Linked DNA regions of Mus musculus: regions 1, 2, 3, 5, 6 and 7 are each linked to region 4. The links are chromatin loops, found by intact Hi-C in ENCODE. Cell type or tissue: heart. All regions are shown on one strand.

The links. Hi-C counts contacts between places; a loop is a spot of excess contacts. Peaks named below come from ENCODE experiments on the same cell type or tissue, not always from the same donor. Only the 100,000 strongest peaks of a DNase experiment are listed, where the experiment ranks them.
Region 1: it touches region 4 in a loop (2.7-fold over the local background); 3 of 42 quality-filtered maps call a loop at or near these places.
Region 2: a loop joins it to region 4, with 4 times the contacts of the local background. A loop is called at or near these places in 6 of 42 quality-filtered maps.
Region 3: a loop joins it to region 4, with 2.0 times the contacts of the local background. A loop is called at or near these places in 6 of 42 quality-filtered maps.
Region 5: it touches region 4 in a loop (13-fold over the local background); 18 of 42 quality-filtered maps call a loop at or near these places.
Region 6: it touches region 4 in a loop (2.4-fold over the local background); 3 of 42 quality-filtered maps call a loop at or near these places.
Region 7: a loop joins it to region 4, with 4 times the contacts of the local background. A loop is called at or near these places in 6 of 42 quality-filtered maps.

Annotation. Positions count from the first base shown.
Region 1 is chr4:100,186,049-100,190,048 of GRCm38, reverse strand. All of the region lies in intron 1 of Ror1 (receptor tyrosine kinase-like orphan receptor 1), which reads right to left. Among named protein-coding and RNA genes, the nearest start is that of Gm12701, 68 kb to the right of the region's middle. In heart, no CTCF peak of the experiment used is centred here; a DNase peak (open chromatin) is centred at 1,818; H3K27ac peaks cover 1,210 bases.
Region 2 is chr4:99,945,109-99,949,108 of GRCm38, reverse strand. The region is part of intron 1 of Pgm1 (phosphoglucomutase 1); the gene reads right to left. Among named protein-coding and RNA genes, the nearest start is that of BC062258, 17 kb to the right of the region's middle. In heart, a CTCF peak has its summit at 1,750 (motif pointing left); no DNase peak of the experiment used is centred here.
Region 3 is chr4:99,953,017-99,957,016 of GRCm38, reverse strand. The region is part of intron 1 of Pgm1 (phosphoglucomutase 1); the gene reads right to left. Among named protein-coding and RNA genes, the nearest start is that of BC062258, 25 kb to the right of the region's middle. In heart, no CTCF peak of the experiment used is centred here; no DNase peak of the experiment used is centred here.
Region 4 is chr4:100,093,546-100,097,545 of GRCm38, reverse strand. It overlaps Ror1 (receptor tyrosine kinase-like orphan receptor 1), which reads right to left and starts at 1,755. Exons shown (of 9, transcript NM_013845.5): 1 at 1,237-1,755. The coding sequence starts at 1,327. It overlaps Gm35701 (a long non-coding RNA gene), which reads left to right and starts at 1,903. Exons shown (of 3, transcript XR_376465.2): 1 at 1,903-2,068; 2 at 2,187-2,321; 3 at 3,333-4,000. In heart, a CTCF peak has its summit at 1,769 (motif pointing left); DNase peaks (open chromatin) are centred at 1,125 and 1,755; H3K4me3 peaks cover 2,034 bases; H3K27ac peaks cover 1,679 bases; H3K27me3 peaks cover 1,718 bases.
Region 5 is chr4:100,536,374-100,540,373 of GRCm38, reverse strand. All of the region lies in intron 8 of Ube2u (ubiquitin-conjugating enzyme E2U (putative)), which reads right to left. Among named protein-coding and RNA genes, the nearest start is that of Ube2uos, 10 kb to the right of the region's middle. In heart, a CTCF peak has its summit at 2,266 (motif pointing right); no DNase peak of the experiment used is centred here; H3K27me3 peaks cover 446 bases.
Region 6 is chr4:100,165,646-100,169,645 of GRCm38, reverse strand. The region is part of intron 1 of Ror1 (receptor tyrosine kinase-like orphan receptor 1); the gene reads right to left. Among named protein-coding and RNA genes, the nearest start is that of Gm12701, 48 kb to the right of the region's middle. In heart, no CTCF peak of the experiment used is centred here; no DNase peak of the experiment used is centred here.
Region 7 is chr4:100,026,638-100,030,637 of GRCm38, reverse strand. No RefSeq gene overlaps it. Among named protein-coding and RNA genes, the nearest start is that of Gm35701, 67 kb to the left of the region's middle. In heart, a CTCF peak has its summit at 1,819 (motif pointing left); a DNase peak (open chromatin) is centred at 1,817.

The DNA.
Region 1 (4,000 bases), 93 kb before region 4:
AGATGCTCAGCATTCAGGGGTACTATAGGTTTTTAAAATATAAATATTTTAAAGATAATGAGAAAATGAAAATATTCTCTAATAGATGGTGCCTTTAAAATGTAATTGTACCTAGCTGCTTATCAGTTAAGGGTCCATCATTCACAGACCTGCCTACTTGATACTCTGGACCTAGTCTCCTGATGTTAAACCAAAACTGGTAGTCCTAAGACCCTAGGTCCGGCTGAAAGGGACATGGTGTAGTAGCCAGCCCTCAAAAATGGCAAGGGAAAGACCCAGAAACTTGCAGCATCCTAGCCTGGGAACATCTACTGCCCAGCCAGCCTTGTTGCAGAAGGATTATCAATAACTCCCATGCAAACAGTGAGGGAGGGGGATGGGCAAAAGGCATAGAGCAATGACTGGAGAACAAGAATGAAAGAGCAGAAAGGGTCTTGCTAAATGACCCAGCACTGACACCCCATTTCTCAAGAGAAAGTGTACCCTCATAAGGAAAGAGTCTTTAACACATGTTAGTGCCATATCCAGAAGGATCAACCTGCCCAGATACAGTAACACTGCATCCAAGACCAATACTGGACTTCAGTTCCCAGACAGCAAACCGACAGGTAAGGGCATGAAGAAATGAAAACAGAGGCCTGGTACCAGACGACATTGCTTGGATAAGTCATTCTCTCCTGATTTCCCTCTCCAAGACACAGGCATCTGTGCCCCCCTTGTCCCTATTCCCACCTACCTGGAGCACACAGAAAGTAAGCCACCCACCCACCCACTGACCCAAGGTAGCTCAGCAAGCCAGCAAGGAAGCTTGAACCCAGTCACCCTGACACTAAACTGCTCTATCCCTGCACATTACCACAGCGCCTTCTCCATTTCTCCTCAATAAATCAGTACACAAGTACACAAGTACACACACATACACACACATTCTCAGAGCATTTTGTTCTTACCTCTATTTGCTGGAATTTTCCACACTGCTCTATATAAATGCTATCTCCTCTCTTGGACTACAGGCTGTCTCTACAGAGACACATTTTTATTTTTTTTAGTCCTGGCAACGCTTCAGTGTGAGAGACAATAAGTCCCCTCCAATGTGACTTTGGAGGGTGGGTCTTAGGCCTTGTCACCAACTACCTCTATAATCTTAAGAAAGTAAACTTGTATCTCTAGTTTTCAGAGTCTTTACTGCCAAAATGAAGGGGTTAGGCCCAGTAACCGTCAGCCAGGGCATCCTAGGTTTGTAGCAATAGGGCAGGCCTTTGAGAGAAGACACCAGAAGCAAAATGATCTACATCCCTTAGGTGACGTCCAGAGGTGCAGACTCCAGCAATTGACCTTACAGAGTCTCCAGGCACAGCAGGCTGGAGGGCCCAGTGGAAAGAGCACAGCACAAGGCTGCGGGAAGCCCTGGAGAGAGGCCACTGAGGAGGTACAGAGTCCAACTTCTTACTGAGGGCTGCTAGCCAGCCATCAGTGAGAGAAGAAAAAGACCAGCCACTCTGTGTGCACCCAAACCACTGAACGGTCTGCATGACAGGAAAGGATTACTGTTCCGGGGCAGAGCCCAGGAAGCTTCTCCTCCCCTGCTTTTGTCTTGTTATCATTAGTCAGTCAAGCATTCTTGGCAATGGAAACAGGTGATTAGCAGGCAAGTTTTGGAAGAAACTGTGAGCAAGTCCTGGATCCCTGCTTGGCATGTGTGTGTTCTTCTGCCCCTCCTCCCTCTGAGAGCCAGCCAATCAACAGAGTCGAATCAAGCCCCTGGCTTCTCCTACCCCACCTCTGTAGATTACCATGGTGTATATCAGCTACTCTCCCCTCCCCAGAGCCTTCTGGGTGGATTTCTCCTGGACTGGAGTTTGGGGTCAGGGACAGTGTTGGGGCATGATGATGGGAACCCCATTCACACAATTCACACAGCAACAAAACAACCTGGTGTGAGAAATCAGAGTCAGCACTGAAGCTGCCAAAACATCTGACAGGGGCTGGTGGCCAGAGACAACACAGGCTGCAGAGTCCAGAACAGCAGAGGCCACCATGCAGCAGCAGCAGCAGCAGCAGCAGCAGCAGCAGCAGCAGCAGCAGCAGCAGCAGCAGCAGCAGCAGCAGGGCCATGTTCTTATCATGATCAGCTCATTTCATCCAGTCATAACCGGGTAGCAAACGCCGAGAGCTAGGGGAAGAAGCTTTTGTGTGACCTCCTGCAAGCTATGGCTACTTTCACTGGAAAGTGCCTTTATTCCTGCAGCAATGATAGGGCAGACTTTGGCCCAGGAAGTACGAGAGGGAGGAGGTCCTTGTTTTAGAGAGGGTGGAGACTCCAGGAGTAAAACAAGGAAGGTCCAGATGAGAGACAGAAAGGCCCCATTGTCACCGCAGCAAGGCAAGAAACCTGTCCTAACAGGAAGGCGTCCCAGCCAAGAGACACCTTGAAGACAGGACTCAAATGTATAAATGCTTATTTTCTGGCTTTAACAAACACTACAGTGTTGAGATGTTGTAGGATTTTATTGTTGTTGTGGTGATGGTGGTGGTTTTTTTTTTTTTTTTTTTTTTTTCCTTTCCAGAATGGAAGGGAAAATCTTAGAACTGGAAGGTCCTATTTGGGCCCAACCCTTATGCAATCTATAAATCCTTTTGATAACATCAAAAATGTGCTTTTCACAATTGTCTACCCCTCTGTGTGTTGGGGGAGGGGCGGGTCCATACATATGCCTGACTTTTAGATGACCTTAGGAATATCTGAGGATAAGATATGTGGTTTTTTTTTGTTTTGTTTTGTTTGTTTTGTTTCTGGGCACATGCCAATTAGTGTTTATCATTATAGTTTTCCGCACACACAAAGAAAGAAAGAAGTATTCCCTCCACGACCCAACCATGATGGAAGCAGAGAGGATGGCTGTGCCTCTGTCCATTCCACTCTTGGTTGATCCTTGTGATTTCTGAACGGCCACGTCATGCTTTTCACTGATGGGTCTGCAAGAAAATTCTGCTCCTGCTCCTTTTCATGTTTCTTCCCTCCAGGCCAAGCATTCCGCCATACTATAGCTCACTTGAAGCAAAGCAAAATTTCCTTTCTCCCTACTCAGGCTGGAATCTTTCAAGCTGTTTGGCCAACCGCCTTCAGATGCAGTCCTCCGTGGGTTCACGCAGCTTCCAGACTGGGGCGTTCAGCTAATGGAATCACTGGATACACCATCTTGGTCTAATCAATGCCCTGAGCCCAGAGGTCAACGCTGGAAGGGCACCACTGGAGACACCCTTCTAGAAAAATTATTGTCAAGATGGTGCTGTGTCAAATGTCTTTCTGGGCTTCCTCACCCAACCCTGGTCTGCAGTCTGGCCTGAGTGACAACACCCCAGCCCACCTGCAGTTAGTGAGGTTGTATATTCTCCTAACATAGAGAAGCACCATCGCCTTTCCTACAGTTCTTGGCCCGTTTCTGCCTGTGCTTTCTTTGCTTGATTCAGCTAATTCGCCAGACATACTCCTACAAATGTCCTATGCCTCAACTCAGAAGCTCCCCATTCTGTGCATTGCACACAAAATTGGCTGTTCCCACAGCAATTCTCATGGTCATTTCCTATGCCACCGGAGACCCTGAACCACAATAGCTTACCTGTCTCCTAGAATAGCATTCCCTCCTTTTCTCTCCTCTTGAAAGACAGTGGTGGTCCCTCTCTCTGCCTCAGAACCGTTCCCCACACAACCGTCCAGGCAGCTGTTCCTCATCAATTCACTGGACTGGACCCTCAAGTTGAAAACTTACGCGAGGCCATTTTTCTTTAAGGTTATAAACCAGAGTCACCTTCGTACTGCTAGGCCTAGAAAATGGTCCCATGTGAAATGAGCTCAGTAAATGGCTGCCAAATAAATGGCTTTTTTTTAACAGAGGTCTGGCTTATCAAAATGAAGTTCCTCGTGGACACATAGATCACCACACAAAAATAACTCTGATTATGACAAGAGGTGGCCATTTCACTCTCAGTTTAGTTCACA
Region 2 (4,000 bases), 150 kb after region 4:
ACCCAAGGAGCTAAAGGGATATGCAACCCTATAAGTGGAACTACATTATGAACTAACCAGTACCCCTGAGCTCTTGACTCTAGCTGCATATGTATCAAAAGATGGCCTAGTCAGCCATCACTGGAAAGAGAGGCCCATTGGACAGGCAAACTTTATATGCCCTAGTACAGGGGAACGCCAGGGCCAAAAAGTGGGAGTGGGTGGGTAGGGGAGTGGGGGGGTGGGTATGGGGGACTTTTGGGATAGCATTGGAAATGTAAATGAAGAAAATACCTAATTAAAAAAAAGAAAAGAAACCTCCAGGACACTCACAGTGCCTAATACAATATAAACAATTAACAGTGCATTCATTATTCAGAGTCTCTGCAAACCAAGGTTAATGAAACTCCTTTTCACAGTTCTAGCAGTTAGGACTGGGCATTTAGTTCCGTTCGGATGCTCAGAGTCCCAGGTTCAGCCTCTGAGTACTGCAGAAGCAGGGTGTGGCAGCACAGAAGCTGCACTTCCTGCACTTGGAGGTGGAGGCAGGAGGATCAGAAACCTCATGCCATCCTCAACTATGTAGTCCAGCCTGGGCTACAGGAGAATCCGTTTCAAAAAGAGTTCTAAAACACAATAAAGAAAAGCATGTAAAATGTTCATTGCAATACTTGACCACAGAGTAGCTACTAACAGAGGATCCAAACCCATGTCAGAACCAGTCAGAAGCTGACCTGGGCAGTGAGTTTTAAAGCGGCTGCTGAGTCCCTTCATTAGATCACAGAACTTGAGTGTTTTCATTGTTGCTTGTCAACAGTGACTTATAAAAAAAACCATAAAGATGTGATTTATAAAACTGAAATGCAGGATCAATAATGTTTAAATAAAATAGTACACAGAGAGTCATAGGTGTGCACGCACACACATACACAAACACACACACACACACACACACACACACACAAACCCTTATGCAGACAAATGAGTCCACAGAAGGTGAGGAACATGAAGGAGATGGGCTACAGAGATAAGAATCAAAGAGTTGTTGTCTATGCTCCTCCTACATCTACTGTGGGGCCAAGGAGCCCCAGCTCCCAATGGCCCTAGCTCCCAGCAGCCCCAGCTCCCAGCAGCCTTCAGCATCATGCTATGGTCCTCAGAGTGGCTCAGTGGAGTCTCACTGGGCTAACCACCAGCATCTACTCAACTTTGTGATGAGCCTCTGTGAAGTCAGACCTGACTAGTGTGGCCTCCAAGCAAACAGGAAGAGAGGAGCAGGCAACTGTCTCCCTTATCCGTTGAGAACTTTTTGGTAGAGAGAAGACATGTCAAAAGCTGGAGTAAAATTTGCTCACTAGGAACTTGCACTGGAACTGTGTGCTCAGAAGGAAGAACATGGCCAGCAACCCCGGCCTACAGGAATGTCATTCTTAGTCCTGTGGCTGAACTCAATCTCTCCAACTTAAAGATGCACTAGTCTAAGTGTGCGCCTTCTGGTTATTACCTGGAGTTAAGTACTAAAATCCCTTGGATTTTTTTGGGGGTGTGTGGGGGGGAGGTGGGGAGCCAAGTTCCAAAGCTGCCAATCACAAAGAAATAATAAATGTTATGGAGCACTGCACATATGCATTGAATCACCATACTGTGACCCATAAGGATGTACAGTTAGTATGAATCCATTTAAAAGATAAAGGACACCCACACCCACAAGTCTGGTTAGAGAATTGCTTTATTTTCAAATCATTTGTGGTTGTATGTTTCCCTCTTGTGGTAGGAAACAGAAAAATCAGGCAAATGTGCTGTAGCCTTGGGGTGACAGAGGTGCAGTTCTCTTTCCCAGAATTGCTGTGTTGTCTAAACATAGCAGGGCCCAGTTCACCAGGCCCCTTTGTGTCTCCTTATGGTCCACAAATCATTAAGATTTTAACACAAAGCGGGAAACACTGTTACTCTGGGATAGTCTCATGCTTGCACAGGCCAGCTTTGGAGAAAGGTGGCTCCAGAGAAGGAAAACTGCCTTCCAGTGGAGAATCAGTGTGAAGTAAGGGAGCAAATACCCTTGAGGAAGTTCAAGCACATAAAGAAAATACAGGAAGTGCTTATCATAGCTGCCTGGACACACAGTAAAAAAAATCAAGAGGTACTGAGAAGGCCTGATCTCACCTTTCTAGCTCATCTGATGTGAGCCAGGGAAGAGATGGTTTGTGGGATAAACACTCTCTCAACTTCTGCATTGGCCCAGGCACTATGGGAGGCAGGAAGAAGGAACATGGAGGATGGAAAATCAAAATGGAAGAAGGAATGCTTAGGACTGAACCAAGCACTCATTTGTTCTACCCAGAAGGCTCTGGATTAGACCAGCCTGGGTCCAGCCCTGACTTTGCCCCATTCTGGTTCTATAGTCTTTCTGATCTCAATCTTTTATTTGTAAAATAGGGACAATGGTTGTGTGCTTGCAACTCAATAGCACTCAACAGGTTAAGACTCAGGAATCACCATTAATTTGACCAGCCTGGACTGCCTACTGAGTTTAAGGCCGACATGGCCTACAAAGTGAGATATTGTTTCAAAATAAAATAAACAAATTCTGAAAGGGCGGCATCTGTGGTGGTTTGAATAAAAACAGCCCCCATAGGCTTATGCTTGGATAGTGGTCCCTAGTTGGTGGAATTGTTTGGGAAGAATTAGGAGGTGTGTCCTTGTTGGAGGAGGTGTGTTACTGGGAGTGGGCTTTGAGGTTCCACTTAGCTTTCTCTGCCTAGTGCTTGTGGGTCAGGACGTTACGTAAGCTTCAGCCACTGCTCCAGCACCATGTCTTCCTGCTGGCTGCCACGCTCCATACCATGATGGTCAGACTCACTCTGTGACTGTAAGCCTTCAATAAACCCTTTCTTCTATAACTGCCTTGGTCATGGTGTCTTATCACAGCAATAGAAATAATGATGGTGATGCAGATGATACGATGAAGGAAGAAGCAAGAAGAAGGAAGAGGAGGAGTAGGGAGAGGAGGAGGAGAAAGAAGAAGAGGAGGAGGAAGAGAAGAGGAGGAGGAGGAGGCGGAGATGGAGTCGAAGATGAAGACGACAAAGAAGTTGTTGAAGACAACATCGTTGCTTGAATGACTTCTTTTGGACATCATGGATTAGTGCGCTTAGGGTCATGGACTATGCACTTTGAGGACCATCTACTTTGAGGAATTCAGTATAGTGAAAATAAGGGATCCAACTCAAATTCTTACCAGGCTTTACTTAGTACTTAAGTAGTATTGAGGGTACCAATCTGGTTCCTCACCTATTATACAGCGGCCCAACAGCTTTTTCTCTCAAGCTGCTGAGGTCATATGAACTCATGTGAAGTCCAGCACTGTGCCTAACAGTACACGTAGGCTTCCTGGCACACATAATAACAACCCATGATGTGGGTGTTCTTACTACTCCTATACTACGGATGAGGAAATTGAAGTGTTATCAAATTAGGCCAGGCACTAAATCCAATCAGTGGCTGTCATATTTATAAGGAGCAAGAGATTTGAAGACAGAGACAGACACAAGGAAGTGCGCCACATGGGGACAGAGGTAGAGAATGTGAGCTATGCTGCAGCACCAAGTGACAGGAGCTAGGAGGGAGCCAGGGTAGAGCCTTCTCTAGGGTTCCTAAGAGCATCACGGGCTGTGGCTATCCCTAGAGTGGAAGGGTGCTTGCCTGGCATACGTGAGGATCTGGGCTTGGAAGGAGCTGGTGAGGAGGGAGGAAAAGGGAAAGAAGAAGCAGCAGCAGCTTACCCTTAGGGCTGCTACTTGAAACTACAAGAGTGAATGAGTGTTGTTTGACGCAACAGTGCGTGATGCCTTTTTCTAGAAACTCTGGAGAATTGACGTAAGTTAGCGGTAATTTAAAATGGCATGTCCTATTCTGGGGTAGCTGGGCTCTCTGCACGAGGGTTGGCAGACTGAGTGAAAACATTCTGGGGTTTCCCCAGCCCGCTCCCATGTACCTTTCCTATGCCCCAGAGTGCTCGCTC
Region 3 (4,000 bases), 140 kb after region 4:
CCATTTGCCCTCTACTTTGCTTAATCTGGCAAACGTGTGTCCAAAATGCAGCCCTTTGGCAGAGCCTACTAACACTACTGCCATCTTAGACCCATTATCTCTACCCTGCTGCACAAATTCACCCTAATAAAGGGCTGCTTTGTGCCCCAGGTCATTACAAGCAGATCCCTCTGTAACAGTCTTCCCCCAAAGACTCACATCTAACATCCAACTGTCCCCCAGCCCCCACCCCTGGTACTGTTTTACATGACTTCCAAGATCTACAAACAGCATGCCCTGCCTTTGTTTTCTTTCCTGTTGGACAAATGACTGAACGTCAACAAGGAAGCCACTGAACACACTGCAAATCCTCCCCTTGCCCCGACTCATGACAGCTCTCCATAGCACAGGCGTAATTCTAGAAGCTAGCTAGCTAGCAAGCAGTCGCAAAAGCTTAAGGCCAGGAGCATTCTGTATGTGTCTACAAAGCAACAGGTACTTTCCAAACTACAGAAACCGAGCAAGACACATGCAAACCTGAACTCCACTCCCAGGTCCCTGCGTCCCTGCTATAACTCTGAACTATTCTCACAACATTCGATATCTGAAATCACAATGACATTAAGCGGGTGTTAGAGTTGAGGTGTAGATCCTATCCACACCTCGATGCATCTCAGTATTTCTGCAGAATTAAAAAATTGCTTGGAAGGGCCAGAGATGTAGTAATACTTGTTGTATACCAACCCCATTGGCAGCTGCCATCTGCACTATTGTCTCTATTGCTGATTTATTAAAATACCGCCCATCTCCACCGACCACCAGTGATGATCCCTGGCGATCTTTGAGGTCTATGGAAAAGAATATGCTCTGGATGAAATTCTCCAGATAGCAAGGCTTTTCCTCAAAGTAATAGGTGTTCTTCCGTAATCCACTTGTTCCTGGCTTCTGGTCATGGTAAGGAGCTGTGGCAAAAGTCAGCAGTGGGAGTGGACCCTCTTCTGTTTTCCTGTATGTCCCAGAAATCCATTCTTCAAAGTCACTCATCTTTCATATCCAATACTTGGCTCTGTGAGGGTGTCCAGGAAGTAGCTGAGGGTCCCCCAAATGGTCTATCGGACCTGAAGCTGCCACAGTGTCCTTTGAGTAAACAACACAGAATTTTCCTTTGGACCATCACTGTCGGTTAGGAAGTCTCATTAATTCCCTATGGTGATTGTCTCCTGAGACAAAGTTACGGGTCACACACCCACCCATACCCCCCCCACACGAAGCAGATCTTCAAAGTCGTTCGGATGAAGATCCTTCTGCCCACACAATGAAGCTGAACACCCTTCAATTATTTTTGCCTCGTTTCCCGTTAGGGCAGAGTGCCCCGGAGCGCTGCCTACAACAGACTTTGGTTTCAGACACCAGAGAGCTGCCAGCCTCTGCTCTGGAAGCCAAGGCTAAGATGGAACAACTGCAGTCCCTAAAGCAGGCTAGGACAAGATACCGGGTATGGCTCTCACTTTCCCTGCTGCCTCTTGAACTGGAGCCTCTGGGCCATCTGCAGCTAAAGTTGTTTAGAGCCACTGAGCAAATAAAAGGTCAAGCTTAAAATGGGAGCGGGATCTCAGTTACCTCTGGTCTCCCTGCTTCGATGCCATTCTGAGACCCACAGAATTATGTCCTTCCCACACGCCATCCCAGGTAGAAGAGAAATGATCAGCTAGCGGAACCAACCGATCTGCTCATTGGCCACCAAGAATTTAACCAAATGGGGCTGGAGTACAGCTTAGGGAGAATGCTCTTGTCAGCATGGGCAATGCCCAGGGGCATCTCCAGCACTGGGGGTAACAATGGCTTAGTGAGAGTATCCACCAACATTTAGGCTCTCCTCTTAAATTTATAGAAAAATGACTCTAGGGATTCACCACATTTTTGAGAAATACAGAACAATGAGGAGTTGATAGATATATTTTCCTATGTATATAAACCTGGATCAGTTGCTAATAATTAGACAAATAATAGGATAATATGATTAATTATTTTGGATAGGGTCCTACTATATAACCCAGACTGGCCTTGATCATGTAGCTCACATGGCATTGGAACGTGAAATCCTGCTAGCCTCTGCTGACATACAGGCATATGACACTGTCTGTTTAAACAGACTTTACTCTCAAGAAAACACTTTAAACATTTTTATTTTCATTTATGTGTATATGTGTATGTCTGGCTGCTATATGCCATGTGTACCTATGGAGCCAGAAGAGGACAGTGGATGCCCTAGATCTGTAGTTACAGACAGCTGTGAAGTAGCTGGGTCTGAGTGCTGAGAACCAACCTCTGGAAGAACAGTACCCTCTCTTAACTGCCAAGAATTTCTCCAGCCTTCTCAAGGAAACATTTTAATGAAGCAAATTGTCTTTTACATTTGAAGAACCTAAAATGTTTTAAAACAGTTTATCTCAACAAATTTAATATCTAATATCCTCTGTCCCCTGAGGTTTTCCTAATAATCAATTTAAAATTCATCCTGTGAGTTTCTTGTCTAGGTCAGCAGAAATTACCAATTAAGAAGCCGTATCATCAAAGTTTAAAAAGTAAACCAGGACTGGTCAAACCACAGGTCTGGGGAGTCTGATAGGAAGTGGAGAGTAAGGTTTTGAAGGGAGCTGTGAATCACCACCTTTGAAAACCAAAATTATTTATCTACCAGGGTGCCAATTTGGGTGTGACAGAAGACAAGCTCTGTAAGCAGCTAGCTAGCCTCTCAGAGGCAGGAATAGTCCTGTGATGGGGGAGGAGCAGCTGCCTAGCACAGGATCAGCAGAGTTAATGGGCACATGGCTGAAAAGCACTCAACTGGCATGGGAGCCTGGTGTCCTTCATAGAGCAGACATGGCCACACTGACCAACTACCCACAGCTCAAGTCCCATTGGATCGCTGGATCATATGGTCCAAGTGGAGAGCAGCCTGCACAGCAGCCTGGACCTGCTGAAGAGCTGTCTCCTGTTCCAGCCCCAACACAAAGCTAGCAGCTTTCTGAGTCACTTGGTGTATGGGCCTGAGTAGCACACCCAAGTGTGGAATGTGCTGTCTCCAAAATTCAAACAGGTTTCTCCCGGGTGGTAGGAGTGGGCAAGTGTAGTAACTTACCCTCCACCTTAGAAGGTCAATCTCTCCATGCCCCACACCACTTGATGCTTGGGAATTCCACTGAGGTAGAAGGCCCTTGAATTTTGGTTGGATTTATTTCCCATCCTCTGATGTACATATACGTTTTATCAACAAATCCAAAGTGGTTGCTACCTCCTGCTCACATGGTGCAATCGGCACCATGTCGTCCATATAGTAGACCAGTGTGATAGTTTGTGGAAGAGACAGGTGATCAAGATCCCTTATGACACGGGGCTGGAGTTGATACACCTCTGAGAGAGAACTGTAACTGTATACTGCTGGCCTTGCCAACTGAAAGCAAAGAGAAAGAAAATCTGCAGATGTGAAAACAGCCCATGAGGCACATGTATTACGCTGAGAACCAGACTGCCAAAAACCAACCACTTTTTATGGCTTATTTAGAGCTCCTGTTTTTTTGTTTTTTAATGAAATTCTTTGAAATTGATTTTAAAAGCAAGCTTGTTTTATTCATAGCTATCTACCATGACTTTTTTGACTTATTACGAGTAGCTTTTTTTTAAAATTCATCTATTTTAAGTTCTGTGCCAAGTTCCCCTTCATTTCTTAGAGCCTTGTAAATTAGACCAACATATGTGTCTTGGCATATGCAACCAAAGAGCTAGATTTATGAAATATTATTCCAGTGATCTCTTCATTGAACTAACAGAGCAGTGACCCAAGGCACTGCAACCTTCCTAATGAGACCCCGATGTCCCAGGGTACATTCGGGAGCACGTGGGCATGGGGGTGCCTAGACAAATCCACCCAGCTTTCCTCCCACACAGCGCATGACATTTTGGCATGTTCTCTGCTCCACCTGGGCTGCTTGCTGGTGAAGGACTTTCTGAAGCTGAAATT
Region 4 (4,000 bases):
AATAACGACACTTCAGAACTCTGTTGGGTGAGCGCTGCTCCCATCCCAGAGTCACCTCCAGGAGATCAAAATCCGCACCCAGCTTCCTTGCTGAGAGCTTTGTACCAAGAAAGTCACCCCTAACTTTTAGTAGAAACTAATTCAGCAGTCATTCAGTGAGTGGTTCTTTTCCCCAGCTGTTCAGTAAACTAGACTCTTCCCTAACTGGCTTACAGATGAATGGTAAAGATATGAATGGTAAATATTTCTGTTTATCTAGAGAGGCTGGGGGCTGGAAGTGGGGGCGGGAAGAGTTCAGGGGCTCCAACACCCCCTCAAGGGATGCATGTTAAAAGTGAGGCCCAAGACCCCCAGAGACTTTAATCAACTTTCCCCCTCTAACTTCCAAAGAATGAATTGGTTGTCTCCACAGGCGCAGCGGGCTCTTCCCTCTCATTGTGTGCAGGCTCAGACCCAGCGAGGATCCAAGCTTCCCGCAGGGAACTAAGACGCTCCGGCTGCCGGTGGAGGCTTTCTCTAACTGTAGCGATTGTCTCTGGAGATGACCAAAATCAAGTATGCATTAGATGACCTCTATTTCTTCCACCTCGACACACACACACACACACACACACACACACACACACACACTTGCACACGTGCACCCCGGAGTCCAGAGTATTTTGGAGCAGCAGGCCGCCTCTAACTGCACAAAGTGGCAGCGGAAGAGCAAAGGTTTTGGTCTGCAGGATGACCCTCTAGAGGGCAGGAGGCTCCGAACACCAAACAGAGAAGACGCAAGGACAAGGGAGTCCTGGGAGTACAGGGCTTTTGTTTGTATGGGTTCGCGGACCGCCTGGGCTCTGTCGGAGGCGCCACTGAAAATACAAACTCTTTCTGGGATAGAGAAGTAGATAAACTGGACCCCAGTTGGGGTGCGGTAGGAATCCAGAAAGAGATAGGCAAAGGATCAGCATCTCCCCCAACATACATACACACACACACACATACACACACACCACCTCCAAAGTTCTTCTACACTTCCTGTCAGCACTGACAACCACAGCTGGATGCCTACGACCAGTCCTCCAGAGCCCAGCCCGCAGCCGAGCTTCAGAGAGAGTCCTGGATGGCCTCCCTCGGGCGGCCCGTGCAGGCGGCGGTCGAATGACCAGCTCCGGGACCGGCGAGGCGCTCACCGGGCACTCAGCTCTGGGGGGGGGCGGACGGTGGAACCCGGGCGCGGGCGCTGCTTACCTTGGGCATCAGCCCCGCGTGCGGCCAGCAGCAGCGCGGCCAGCAGCGCCAGCGGTGGCGGGCGCGTCCCGCGGCGGCGCGGCCGGTGCATTCCTCCTCTCGTGGCGGTGCTGGCGGCTCCCTGGCGGCGCGCAGAACATCCACGGGTTCGCCCAGGGCTCCGGGTCACTTCGTCCTGCCGCAGGCACTCGCAGGACACCGGGGGGCCTTTGCAAAACTCTTTGTCCCTCTGACCTGCTCCCTCGTCTCCGCTCTGCCGCCCTGGACCTGGGAGCGCGGCTCCTCCCGGTCGGTACTCCGCAGCAGCCCTGACTCAGCCGGCTGTTCAGTCCTAGGCTCTCTGTGTCGCTCTTGCGAACCGTGTGTCTCCGGCTCCGACTGCAGAAGAGCGTGCCCAGTGCCTGGAGCTGCGGTCTCGGGGCTCACTAAGCCGAGGCTCCTCCAGCTCTCCACGATCTCTCTTCTCGCCCAACTTGTCACTTTCCACCAACTCCACAACCCAGCGCCCCAGCCCGGACCAATGGCAGAGGCGGGCCCAGGCCGGGGTCCCAGCGCCCTCTACTGCTACCTCCTGGACTCGCACCTTCCAAGGCATCTCGGAAAGCAGCTACCACACCTCCTGTTAACCCATCATCCCCCCTCCGCCCCCTCCCCCTCCCCCCCAACCCCACTCCCCACCCCCCACTCGCTGGGGACCAGCCATTGATGTTGATGGGACCTTTGAGACATTTTGACGGAGAAGGACTTTAGGGAGATGGGCTTCCAGTGTAAAGTGTGACTGGATAAGTTAGGAAGCCCAGATTTTAACTGTCTTTCTCTGCCACTGCCTTGGGTGAGGGAACATGTACAGATATTACACCGTGCCCCATTTAATTTCTTCTTTCCCAAAAGTTGCTTAAGGGGGAGCCCAAATACAAGTGACTCATGTGTCTTCTTGTTTTTAATCCTAGGACCACTACATCTACACCAAGCTCATCTGATCTGCTTCTTTTAGGACATTAAGAGAAGATTCATCTTCGTTCTTTATTGTCACTGTCCCCCCGGCCTCCTGAAAGTTGTTTCTCTGCCTTCTGAACATGAACAGAGTAATATTTCAGTTTGTCTTTTTAATATTTTTTATATCACATAAGTGTTCTGTTTCTTTACATACGGTGTATTTCTCTTGCTCTTGCTCAGCTAAGCAAGTCTATTACCTCCTATTTACATTACTTACAGTGTTTTTATTTTTTTCTCCTGGTTTGCCGTTTATTGGTTTTGTAATTCATAAATGCTCTTGGGAGTTCAGTACCAAGAACACCCTGGATCATATAAAGTGAGCACCCACTGTATGCCAGACTGACTTGGATTCCAAGGATGCAAGAGTAGCTAAGGACCCCTGTCAATATTGTTCCCCAGAACACAAAGATACTCAGAATCTGTCCATGGTCACCTGGCTTCCTACTAAGTACCTTCTGCTTGCCTGCTGCATTATAGACAGTGAGACATATTGCAGTTTTAAAAGTTGGTGTGCAGAGACAGGAGTCTAGCACAGCTATCCTCTGAGAGGCTCCACCCAGCAGCTGACTCAGACAGATACAGACACCCACAGCTAAACAGCAGATGGAGCTTGGGAGAATCTTATAGAATAGGAGAAAGGATTGCCACCCCTGAGGGGATAGGAACTCCACAAGTAGACCAACAGAGTCAGCTAACCTGGACCCCTGGGGCTCTCAAGAGACTGAACCACCAACCACAGAATATACACAGGCTGGACCTAGGCCTCCCCACACATATGTAACAGTTGTGCAGCTTGCTCTTCATGTGGGTCCTGAACAACTGGAGTTTGAGGTATCCCAAAAGCTGTTGCCTGTGCCTGGATATGTTCTAGCTAGGCTACCTTGTCTGGCTTCAGTGAGAGAGGATGCACTTAGCCTCAAAGGCACTTGATGTGCCAGGGTAGGGGTTACCCAAGAGGCCCTCACCAGCTCAGAGAAGGGAAGGGGTTGGGGAGGGATGATGGGAGGGTGTGACCAGGAAGGGGGCAGTGAGTGAGATGTAAAGTAAATAAGTATTATTATTATTAATGATAATAATTTTTTTAAAATATTGTTTTGCAGAAAGAAAATGAATGACTTGTCCACACTCCCTATGAACCATGGACAATACCCAGACCTGTTCCCATGAGGAGGCTGAAAGACCTTAACTGAAGCCCCGCATGTTATAGGGTCTCTGTAAATGAGTTTAGATGGGATCTCTCTCACCGCTGCCTCTTGGACTCAGCGTTAGGATTTTATAATGAGCTGTCACTTTGCTGGGGATAAAAACTCTGTTTTGACTGTCTCTGTTGCCTGGGTTCCTCAAACAACAACCAGAAGAACTTGATCCGTGAACAAGAGTTAGACCACAATCTGAAGAATTTTTTTTTATCTGATTAGTTCCTTGTCTTCTTTGTCCCACGTGCTTCTGATGCTCCACAGAGAGCAGGCTGGGAGAGCAGAAACATGAGCAATAGGCAATGTGCATCCCAGCAGTCACAGACTCTAAACTTCCAGCCTGGGGCCCGCAGGTAGGTGAACAACCAGCCCCTGTGGGAGAAATAATCACCTATTCTTTGCTAAGACTGGAGAGCAAGAGCCAGCCCCAGCTGCCTTAATGGTTTTCCCTCTTTCTGTGAGTCTGACCTCAGGTCAGGGAATGATCGACAGAAGGCCTTCGGGACAACCAGTTCATCCCCACAAATTGGTGTCTTCCAAGTCTCAGTGCTTGTGACCCACTCAGTCCTGTC
Region 5 (4,000 bases), 440 kb before region 4:
TTATGTGAATGAGGTTGCTTTCATGGAGCCCAGGGATGGAGCTGAGGTTGTCAGGCTTGTTCATTGGCTGCCATTGCTCCTTGATTTAACCATCTGCAGCTGTACCGTGGGGCAGCACTTGGGGAGCAGAGGCCGGAGAAACAAGGGAGCAAGGTCAGACCCAGATAGGCCAAGGGCAGCCTGCGCCAATGACAGCGTTTCTGAGCCAAATTATAAAAACGAAATGTTTGCCGTTACTCAAAAAATACAGATTAGATCACAATGGCACAAAATATCATAAAAAGGAAAAACTCTTAATAATTGCTTATTTAAGGATTCTTACACAATTTCAGGATCACCACAAATTGCAACAAGCTCCTGAAAAGTAGGTTTATGCTCATAGAGGGAATCATGAAATTATTTTGTCCTTTCATAAATACCTTGACTTTTGGTAACATGCCGTAATGAGATCTCTTGTCTTCTTTCTCATTCTTCTACTAAAATATAATTTAATATTCTGCTAAAATTTAATTTAATAAAGGAACAGAATCTTCCTTCCTTGCATCTCAGGGAGTGGGAGGGAAAAAAGGAAGGTGTGAGGGAGGGGGAAGGAAAGGAGAGAGACCAGCACAGGCCAGAGCACTTCAGATGGAGCAGAATCAAACAGGAGCAGACGAACCTTGAACCTCATATGCGGCTCTAAGAAGAGCTGTGCTGTTTGGGGTCAAAGTCTACCAAATCCTCTGCCACAACCACAAAGCCACAGGAAAGTGGTGAAACCAGTTACTGCCACAAGACCAGAAAGAAATCAAGTCTATTACAAGATATTTACAGAACTGGATATGTTTATCTTCAGAAACGCATGGCACAGAGGAGAGCAGCAGCCCTCTTCTGAAATGGAACACTCTCACAGGCTAGACAAAGCCTGCTGCAGTCCACTTCTGCCTCCATCTTTTTGGGATCACACCTTCTCCCAGCTGTAACCCTGCCTGGGGCCCTCAGAGTCTGCTCTGGTACCTGGCTGTGGTACTGCAGGCCAAGATTCAAACCTCAGCTGTTAGGAAAAGTACAACCTCAGACAGCTTAAGCTTTATATATTTTAAATCCTTTTCTACAGTTTTACAACATGCCGATACTTTCCAATTTCCTGGACAGTTTCACAGACAAGCTGAAGGAATTGGGGATGGTTGAACACCATCAGGTGTCAGAAGTAGATAGAGGGAAGGAGGATTAGAGCACTGGGCACAAAGTGTCTCTAAGAGAGAGAAAGTACTGGCCTGGGAGGGAAGGTTTTCCTCTTGCCCTCTCTTGCCCTCTCTTGCCCTCTCTTGCCCTCTCTTGCCCTCTCCTTCTTCCCCCCTCTTCCCCCCTCTTCCCCTCTCTTTCCCTCTCCTCTTCTTCCCCCCTCTTCCCCTCTCTTCCCCTCTCTTCCCCTCTCTTCCCCTCTCTTCCCCCTCTTCCCCCCCTCCCCTCTTCCCCCTCTTCGCCTCTCTTCCTCCCTCTTCCCCCCTTTCCCCCCTCCTCCCCCTCTTCGCCTCTCTTCCCCTCTTTCGCCCCCTCTCCCCCCTCTTCCCCCCTCTTCGCCTCTCTTCCCCTCTTTTCCCCCCTCCTCCCCCCTCTTCCCCCCTCTTCCCCCCTCTTCCCCCTTCCCCCTATTCCCCCCTCTTCCCCCCTCTTCCCCCCTCTTCCCCCCTCTTCCCCTCTCTTCCCCTCTCTTCCCCTCTCTTCCCCTCCTCTTCCCCCACTCTTCGCCTCTCTTCCCCCTCTTCCCCTCTCTTCCCCCTCTTCCCCCCTCCCCTCTTCCCCCTCTTCGCCTCTCTTCCTCCCTCTTCCCCCCTTTCCCCCCTCCTCCCCCTCTTCGCCTCTCTTCCCCTCTTTCCCCCCTCTCCTCCCTCTTCCCCCCTTTTCACCTCTCTTCCCCCCTTTTCCCCCCTCCTCCCCTCTCTTCCCCCCTCTTCGCCCCTCTTCCCTTCTCTTCGCCTCTCTTTGTTTTGTGGCCTGTAGGCCACACCCAGGCCTTGGGAATGCTAGGGAAGTGTCCTGCCACTTGGGTTTTGCAGCACATGATTCTACCTCAGGAAGAGCTGACACTGGTGCCTTGAATTCTTGACTCTCCTGTCCCCATGTCCCAAGTTCAGGAACTGTGCATGTATGCCACTATGCCTGGAGAACTCAGTTTTTCAAACTTTCTTTTTCTTTTTCTTTTTCTTTTTCTTGATTCTATTTTTTTTTCCTTATCTACATTTTAGAATGTAAGCATTTGTCAGCACTGATGCCAATTCTCTCTTTAACCACAAGATGGCACTCGAGGGCTAATCTTTGGGGAATAAAAAGGCTTGCTTTTTCTTAAAAATACATCTCTGTAATTACGTAAACCGGCAAGAATGATATTTAAACCAAATCACTCTGAAAGGACAGCACAAACATACATGAAGTGTGTTAAATGAATGTGTTTCTATGTAACTGGAGGGAAAGGGAATCAGCTATTCCAAGAGAAAGATGATTTGTGTTTTATGTGTTTAAATACAGACAACCAAAAAATAAAAAATAAAAAAAAAAAAGAAAAGACAAGAAAAAACCACAACCAGTTAAAATCATATGTAAGCATAATACATACTAACTCCATAAATCAAAATACAAGACGGCTGAGTCCAGAGTGGGCTCTGTAAATACAAGAAAGGTTTACAGTGATATTTGACCCTCTACAGGTATTCACCTCCTTTTCAATAGACTCCAGTGAGATGAAGAGTAAATGCTGAAGTTGGTACACACATGCAGTCCCTTTCCTTAATGGTGGACGTAATTTGCTCTTGCCTGTACACAGTCAGGGTATGTATACTTACTGAAACTTTATATCTTTAGGAAGTACATGTTTTAAATTTCAAATAAGGTTTGTACTTATAAACACAATTTGATTGATCTCTGTGCCTTATTTTTTAAAAAACTGGTAAATTAGAGAAAGCTCTTGAACTGGTGACTCAGGTGACAGTGGAGGTGAGGAGCCTGGGCTGGATGCTGTGCACTGGGTGATCACTGGGTGATGGATGTGGAGCGTGTCAGCTGTGGCTCTGTAGGATGCTGATGCATCTTTGTGTGCTACACTTGAGCTCTGCCTGCCAACTCCGATACAACGTTGGGCATGAGGGGGGCGTGCCTAGTGAGTGAACAGTAATCCCCCAAGCTACTTCCTGCCCCTTCTATACCTCTTTCTTAGCTTATGTCGCTGGAACAAATCACCTGAGATTATCAACCTAAAAAGAAAAAAAGGTTTTTTTGTGGGTCGTGATTTCAGTCTATGGTTGGTGGGTCCCATCACTTTGAGTCTTTGACAAGGCGGGGCATTATAATAATAAAGCAAAGCTTCATACTTCATGGTGGTCAGAGAACAAAAAGAAGGATGGACTGGGGTATCAGTGCTCCCCCAAAAGCATGCCTCAATGATGTAACTTCCCTTTACAAGACCCTACCTCCTGAAGATCCCACCAACTCCTGGTAGCACCACAGACCATGCCCGTAGCTTGGTCTACTGGTTGCTTTACTGTTGCTGTGGTAAAATACCATGACCAAAAGCAACCTGCAGAGGAGAGGGTTTGTTTGGCTTACAAGTTACAGTCTATCATCAGGAGAAGGGAAAGCAGGAACTCAGGGCAGGAACCTGGAGACAAACTGAAGGAACATGAAGGAACAAGCCATGAAGGAACACTGCTTCCGGAATTGCCAAGCTGCTTTGTTTTTTCACCCAGGGCCACCTGCCCAGGGTTGGTGCCACCTGCCCAGGGTTGGTGCCACCTGCCCAGGGTTGGTACCATCCCTGCAGGCCCTCTTCTAATAATTAGCTATCAAGGACGTACTGACGGGCAACCTGATGGGGGCATTTTCCCAATGGAAGTTTCTCTTCCCAGATGACTCTAGTTGGTATCATGTTGACCAAAAACCAAGTGGGACTCATGATCTTTGGGGAACAGGAAAGATTCAGTCTGTAGCAATCTGCTGTGTGTGCAGAGGAACAACATCCTTTTAA
Region 6 (4,000 bases), 72 kb before region 4:
ATAAAAGGCCAGTGTTAAATATATAAACATGCCTGGTTTCACTCCCTGCGGCTCTCTGAGTAATATATAATTATTGCTTTCTCCTCTGAGATGGAAAAGGGACTCTTAAGAGATGAAATAAACTTGCCCAAGTCACACAGCTTGTCAGTAACACAGCTGCAATTTGAACCAAAGTCTGACCTCATAGGCAATGGGTAGCCACAGTATAAAAGCTCACATGAAATGACATTACAAGCTTATTAGGAGGGTTAGGCTGTAGATCAGCAGTAGAAGGCTTGCTTAGCATAGAGAAGGACCTGATTTCAATCCCCCACACTGCAAATAGACACACACACACACACACACACACACACACACACACACACCACTTCATTATAACATATAAACCTTAGATGGTAAAATTCCCCAAATTAGAACAAGAGACCTACTAGCTACTCATTTTGACCAAGAGCGTATCAAAACTATTCTGTAGTGGAATTTTGTCATCTTTCTAATATTTAGAACTTTTACAAAATTTCTCCTTGTCTGTGCACTTAGTTCCTCAGTTCTGTAGCTCTGTGTGTGTGTGTGTGTGTGTGTGTGTGTGTGCATGCGTGCATGCGTGATTTGACAAGATATTCAAACAAGACAACTTATTTCTCAACATTAAACAGGGAAATGCACTCACAGGGAGGCTGAGAAAAGCTTGTCTAAGTCAGTAAGAACGAATTAAAACACAAGAAAATGCTTGAGGCCCCACAGCTTCAAAGGGAAAAGCTAACTGGGAAAGTCAGAAGGCTTCAAGGCATAAAGAAGCCATTGTCCAATCAAGCTAACTGAGGTAGGGGACAGTGGGAATATTTCCTCCTTATGGGCTCATCTGGCCTCCTAGTCTCCTAACCAGCAACCCAGGATATTCATCCAGGTGTAGGGCCAGCCACAGAGGTTCCAGCTAGGGACAGATCAGGAGCAGGTCTAAAGATGCCATGGAAGTTATCAGATGTCCACTCTTCTCCACACACCACAATACACAGCTGGGCACATGAGTGCAATATGCATTCGCTTCTCTGGCTCTATGAGGCCTCTGGACATGGACTTCAGATGCCAGACTTGGTACACTTCAGGATTGGGCTTAAGTTAGAGACAGGAGTAAGAGGGTTCACCCAGCTTTCTCAGGCTATGGCCTGAGAAAAACTAACAAAAGCTAGTTTCTCAAACATGAGCAGTCTCATTTAGGAGGTGGTTGGGCCACTAAGAATGCAACTGCCTGAGTTCAAAATCTCTCCTTCACCTCTGAATGCCTATACAATCTTGAACAAGTCTTATTTTAATTTCTTATATTTCCATGCCTTATCTTGAAATACAAGTGATAACATCTACTTTAAAATACTGGACAGATTAATTACATATCTATCTCTCTCTCTCTCTCTCTCTCTCTCTCTCTCGCTCTCTCTCTCGCTCTCTCACTCTGTGTGTGTGTGTGTGTGTGTGTGTGTGTGTGTGTGTATGTGGTGTGTGTGTGTATTTGAGAGAGATGGAGAGAAAGAAAGACAGAGGAGATGAATGCTTGGAATATATCATATAGGCATATTCATATATATATACACACATATATATATATATTCATATATGTATTTAAATTCCTGCTCCAATGGAGACAACAGTTATAAACACACACATGCAATATAACCTGAATTAAATTTAGAGATGTGTTTATGCCTTGGGGGGAGGAGAAAGGTCAGCTAAGGTTAACTGTTTTAAGTATCACCATCTATGGTCCAGTATTTCAGTACAAGACGAAACAAGGCAATGCTTGTGCTCAATGCCAGATAATGCAATTAGACTGTGGGATTTATCACAAATAATGATCATTAAAAATGTGCTATCAGGAGCTGGATAGATGCCTCAGTGGCTAAGAATACTTGATGTTCTTACAGAAGATTGGAGTTTGGTTCCCAGTGTCCACACACCAGGGAGCTCACAAGCTCCTTTATACAGCTTCACTCTAGGGACTTGGACAGCCTCCTCTGGCCTCCATGGTTGGGGGGTGGGGGGGGGAGAGAATATGCTGGTGTGTGACTTCTACTGGGGTACCACTTTAACCTAAGGAGGAACTGCTGGGCAGATATCACCTGAGAGTCTTCCTGAGTGAGTGAGTGTCCATCTTTTTCTTCCTTAGTTCCTTCTGTAGGCCACTGGCAAGCACTCGACTTTCCTAAATGATGACAACTCGACAAGACCCTATCCTTGCCAGAGCTGAAAGGAATCAAATTTTATGGGGTCACAAAAATAGAATTCACTAATAAAGGCTCTGATGACTTTTATGTCGCTTTATGTTTGTTCTATACTTAATCATTCTTAAAAGGCTTCTTGGTATAGGGTCACTTACTCCTCAGTTGAACCCTAAGTAGTTCAGGAAATACCTGATAGCCCCCGAGATATGAATGGGTGACACCAAGGCATAGAGAGGCCACATGCTCATAGGAGTTACATAACAAAAACCACCCACACAGAGAGGAAAAATGCATCCTAACAAAGGAAAAATGTACTCCATGGTCATCAGGGGCCTTTAAGAGACAGCACGTGGGTGAGCACTGAATCTGACCGGGAGCCATGGAGCCTGACCACTCCTCCCTAACCTCCAGATTGCTTTACTCAAAATTCTACTTTCAAAGATAAGCCTCCCCCACAGCCACAGGAAGATCAGCTAGGTTATAAGAGCTATGAAGACAAGAGATTTGGCAGACAGATCAGACAAAGAAGGCCCTCTTTGTGCATCCTGTCTGCTGTGGAGCAAACTTTGTTCCTCAGCATCTTGTGGAGACAGCTCAGGAAGAAAACTCGTAAAACCTGGGGGAGAGGAAGGACAGTAAGTAGAAAGAGAGCCATTCATTTTATTCATTGTTTGCATCCAATCAAAATCTCGTTAATATTTCTTATAGATCATGCTAAGTATTCCAGTTTCTTCGTTTTAGTAAACCTTAGCAAAGATATGAGATCAATCCTTAACTTTTTTTACAACACAGAAAGAATGGGAACACTGATGACCTAGTTCACTAAAACAAACATTTTCCTTTTAAGATTGCCTAAAATGCTTTGAACACTTCCTCTACATCCAGTTGGCTTCCCATTTTATCGATAAGTGCTGTGATCTCAAAGAAGAATTCCTCCAAACTGTTATTTTCCAGGTCTGACAGCAGGCAATCACAGGTGCGGTAGAACAGTTCTCCCTGAAAGCTTGCGGGGGGGGGGGGGGGGGGGGGGGAGGGGGAGGTGGGAAGTATGTGGGGGGTGGGGGAGATGGGAAGTGTGGGGGGGGGGAGGGGGTTCTGGTTTCTCCCTGAGCAGAGGCATTTCAACATGCTGGCCTCTGGACTTGCTTTGTAGGGTAGCTGAGTAGGACTGCAGAATGTTCTTGGCTATACAGTATCCAAAAGTGACTTCTTGGCCCTTACACAGTATTCTGTCAGGCATATTGTGTAGTACACACAAAAGGGGACAGAAATAAAACAAATCACGGGAAAGAAAAGTCAAAGTGTCTATTAGCAAAATGGAAACTGTTACCTTTCAATCTGCGTTTCCTATAATCATCTCCCGCCCCCAAATTCAAGAGAAACACAAAGATAAAAAGTTCTGGCAGCCATATCACAGCACACAGCTTTGTTCTATCATAGGCTCCCAGTAACAGCTTGCTGCTGCTGCTGCTGCTGCAATGGGGAAAGAGTGGGGGAAGAATGGAGGTTGCTGTGTTCAACAGTTCCAGCCTCCTCGTGCCCAGCTAGGCTCTACCCGGAGTGAAGTTGCCTCCTAAACAGGGAAACTCCAGTTTTCTGGTCCAGTCGTATTCAAGACAAGCAAATTTAATTCGATCAAAACAGTACCCAGCAAAGCATTCACAGCTTTCTATTAAAGCGGAAGGAGGGATGCTACAAGGGCAAACTGGCCTCTGGCTAAGAGTGAACGTCTTCCCATGCATCCACCCTAACTGCCAAGAGATGCCTATGGAACTGAGCAACCCAAC
Region 7 (4,000 bases), 67 kb after region 4:
GATGCTCTCCAGGAATGTTTCTGTGACTGAAGTTTGGCCCATGGAGCATGAGCAATGCACTGAATACCACGCCCCACCCCACCCCCATCTCCATGGCAAGGTTAGCAAACCTATCTCTTTTTGTTCTGAGAAAGGCGGGCCATCCAGAGGCCTTTCAGCTTCCTTCTGGTATATCTTTGGCTTGTCTGTGCTATCTTCGCTCTTGCTTTCTCCATCACACCACCGGACATAAGTCCTCCACCTGGGAACTCGACGTATGCCCCTAGTATTTTGCACCTGCTTTCTATCGAATGTCTTGTGCCTAAAATCATGCATTTATCTCTCTTCTTTTTGTAAATACAGGTCTCCTCCGTGAGTTGAACAGTTGTGACAAACTATCTTTCCTGTTAATCCCCCAAGTCTCTCGAGACATATAAGGGGTACAGATGGGGGTCCGTGTTTTCCTGGCGTTCCATTGATGTGCCCTTTTGAATGAAAAGCTTCTCACCTTAACTTTACCAATCCTGAATCTCTCTAAGGCAACTGATGTTTATACTCTCTGTGTCTTAGTAGATTCAGGTTGCCATAAGAAAACTACATAAACTGAGTAGATTATAGACAACAGAAATTTGTTTCACGTGTATTTGGAAACTGGGAAATCTAGATTTGGTAACAGCCTGGGCTATATAGCGAGACTCCGTTCTGAGCAGGCGAGCAAGCAAACAGTTGACTGAGACTAGACTATGGAGGCATGCTTCCACGGAAGTAACAGAGATTCAGGGGTCAGAAGGACCTGGAAACCCTGGGCAAAGATGACTGAGGGAAGAGATTGGTCACATGCTGGCTGTTGGGGGATATTAAGCTGGAAGATGACTTTTAGATTTGACAGAGATCGCTGACCCACAGACAATATCTTCTTTCTGTGTTCTCACATCGTACAGGGGCTAAGAAGTATCTCTCTGGCTTCTTGTCTATGACACTAATGTCACGCCTATGGCCTGATTACTTCTTCAAAGATCCACTTTCAAATGCCACCATAACCTTGGTGATTAGGATTTCAGCGTATTAGCTTGATGGGACAAAACATTCAGACCACAGCACTTCACCACCTAACTTACTCCAAAGATATCAGAGCACTATTCCTCCTGCTTATAGACTCCTGAACATGCACCATCTATGTTTCCCCCTGAGGGTTGTCATAGTTTCCTTTCAAAAGCCACCAGCGATCTCTGTCAAATCTAAAAGTCATCTTCCAGCTTAATATGTGAAAGTGTCCATGAGCTCTCTGGAGTATGGAGACGGTTGTATAAGTCGAAAGCCTCGATTCACTGTGTAGAGGTCATTTGCTTTTCACATCTTATAAAGCACATCCCAGGACCAAAGCATCGGGCTGTTCATTACCACGTGCTCAAAGCCTGCCATTTCTATTTTGCTAGCCGGTGGGTTGCTGCATTGGAGGCTCCTGGCTTTCTAGAATACCACCAAGTAATTGCCTTACAAATCCTGAAGATCAATTGTTCCACAAAGACATATTATGTCTTAACACCGGTGAACATTTTTGTGTTTTTTCAGTTTTGTTTTAATTCCCAAACACTTGTTAGTTTTGCTGAAATCTCACAGGTTTTACATTGGACCTGATTTCTTTTTAGTATATGATATAAGAACCTGCGAACAGACCATAAAGCCTTGAGGCAGGTTTCTACAAGAGAAAGGGGGAAAGATTTTTACTGCTGTCTTTATTTTTCCAGCTCCTGCATAAATAAGGGAAGTTAAGCATACTTCCTGTAGGCTTTCAGCCACAAGGACCAACTCTGAACTGTCATGTTGCCGCCCTCTACTGGTAGCAATGGCAGCTGATCTGCTTTCTAAAGCTAAGGTTGGGTCTTTGGCTTTGAAAACATCAAGAGTTTGGGGGCTAAAAAAAAATGTTTTTGTTTGTCAGAATTTGACGAGCAGAGGCAGATACAATTGGCTCCCTGAAGTAAAAAGCTCTCTTCTGTTTCAGAACCCTTTAGATGAACTCTTCTGTAGTTCTTATAGTCACTAAGTCATAATCACACCTGTTTATATTTGTTTACTGTTGTAGGTCACAGGTCTTGAATTATAGCAGGTGCTCAATTAATGGTCACCAGCTACAGGTATGAGTAAGCTAGCAGAAAAAAACATAGTTTGCATTTTTCATCTTTAGAATTGTTTTTTAAAGGGAAGGAGATGTAGAACATAACTCAATGTTCTTGCTAACAGATTTTAAAATAAAAGCAATGCCTTTCTCCTACAAGTGAGCAGAATAAAATGCCTGGCACTGTTTAGATTGGGGTCATTAGACTTTCAAGCTAATGGCTATACTTTTCATTTCTTTCTTTGAGGTTCTCAGTAATTGCAGGGTGGTTGAATTCTTTTTCTTTTTCTTTTTTTTTTTCCTTTTTTTTTCTTTTCCTTCTTCTTCTAGAAAGCTGAAGAAGGGAAACTAAGTTGCGCGTAGCTGTGGCAATCCAGCAGCCGTGCATGTTCTGCTGGGAATGCCTGCTCTGGGTTTGCCTCCTTCTTCTGGCCTCCTGGAAGCTACAGGCCATGTATAAAACCCAAGATCAGTCACCTGAAACCCTTGCCGTAGACTTGGGCTCCTATGGAAATGGAGAAATCATTAAATGGTTTTATAGCAGCAGTTATGGGGTTGGGCAGAGAGAGGGCTTGGCTGGAGTAGACAAGTCTCCAACAAAAGGGAAGCAACCTGAACTAGGGGTGTAGCTGAGTGGAAGAGTGCTTGCTTAGCATGTGGGCTGCCCCTGGTTCAATCCCCAGCGCCAAGGGCAGGAGGCTGGGAGACAACAAGAAGGTTCCATTCTCAGAGCCTTGGGGAACCATCTGAGGTCTCACCTGTATTCCCAGATTTTCTGGTATCTGTGACTTCTAGTTAGTTCACCTGTTACCTTAATGAAACCAGAGACTATTTCTGTACTTTATATAATAATAATAATAATAATAATAATAATAATAATAATAATAATAAATGTAATATCAGCCAACAGAAAGGGAGATGCCAGGAAAGAGAGAGAGAGAGAGAGAGAGAGAGAGAGAGAGAGAGAGAGAGAGAGAGAGAGAGAGAGAAGAAAGTGAGGGAGGGGAGAAGAAAGAAGGGGACAGAAGAAAGAAGAGAAGGGACCAAAGAAAATGAAGCTGGAGATGTCTTCTGGTTGATAGATGGTGCCTTGCACATGCTCAGTGCATGGTGGGCATCCCCAAAGTCAGACAAGAGGAAAACTGATTTTCAATATTCATTGTCTGGGTTGTTTTGTCTTGGTTTTGCCCTTTTGTTTGTTTGGGGTTTGTTTCGTGGAGTTCTTCTCAGGTGGGTTCTTACTCTGTCACCTTGACTCAAATAGCTTCTGGGGGGAATTATAAATGTGAGCCACCATGTCCAGCCAAAAATCTCCTTTTTAATAAAGCACAGAATTCTTGTTTGGTATGGCAACTCTAGCAGCCCTTTCAGGGCCAACCAAACCTAAATCAGCCACTCAGAGTGCTTGGTCCACTGACCATCAGGAGCTACCTGGAGGCTCCAGAAAAAGCAATTATCTGCCTCTTCTCATATCCACTAAGTCCAAATCTGCATTTTAACAATGCCCTGAGAGGTTCCTGAGTACATCCCACTGTGAAAAGTCTCTGAGATCCAGGCTGCCTTACCATCTCAAACCTCACGGTTTCATCAACACAGTGAAGAAAATAAAGCCAACTAGACTATGGTTGGAACCTGTGAAACTACTAATATGTCACCATTTCCACCTACAGAAACAGTATTGTATTCATATGATTCAAAACATTAAGTAAAGTTGTCCATAGCTGGAAAGAAGGTGAGATGAGTAAAATTGTCTCTAGACTAACTCTTAGTTAGTTAGTTAGTTAGTTAGTTAGTTAGTTGTTAATTTTCAAACAAACTCTCAATGCTTAAAACTCTGGAAGCAAGCCACTATATCTTGGGTAGAAAGGGAGACGTTAATGAGTGAGTTATTCTATTCAATTG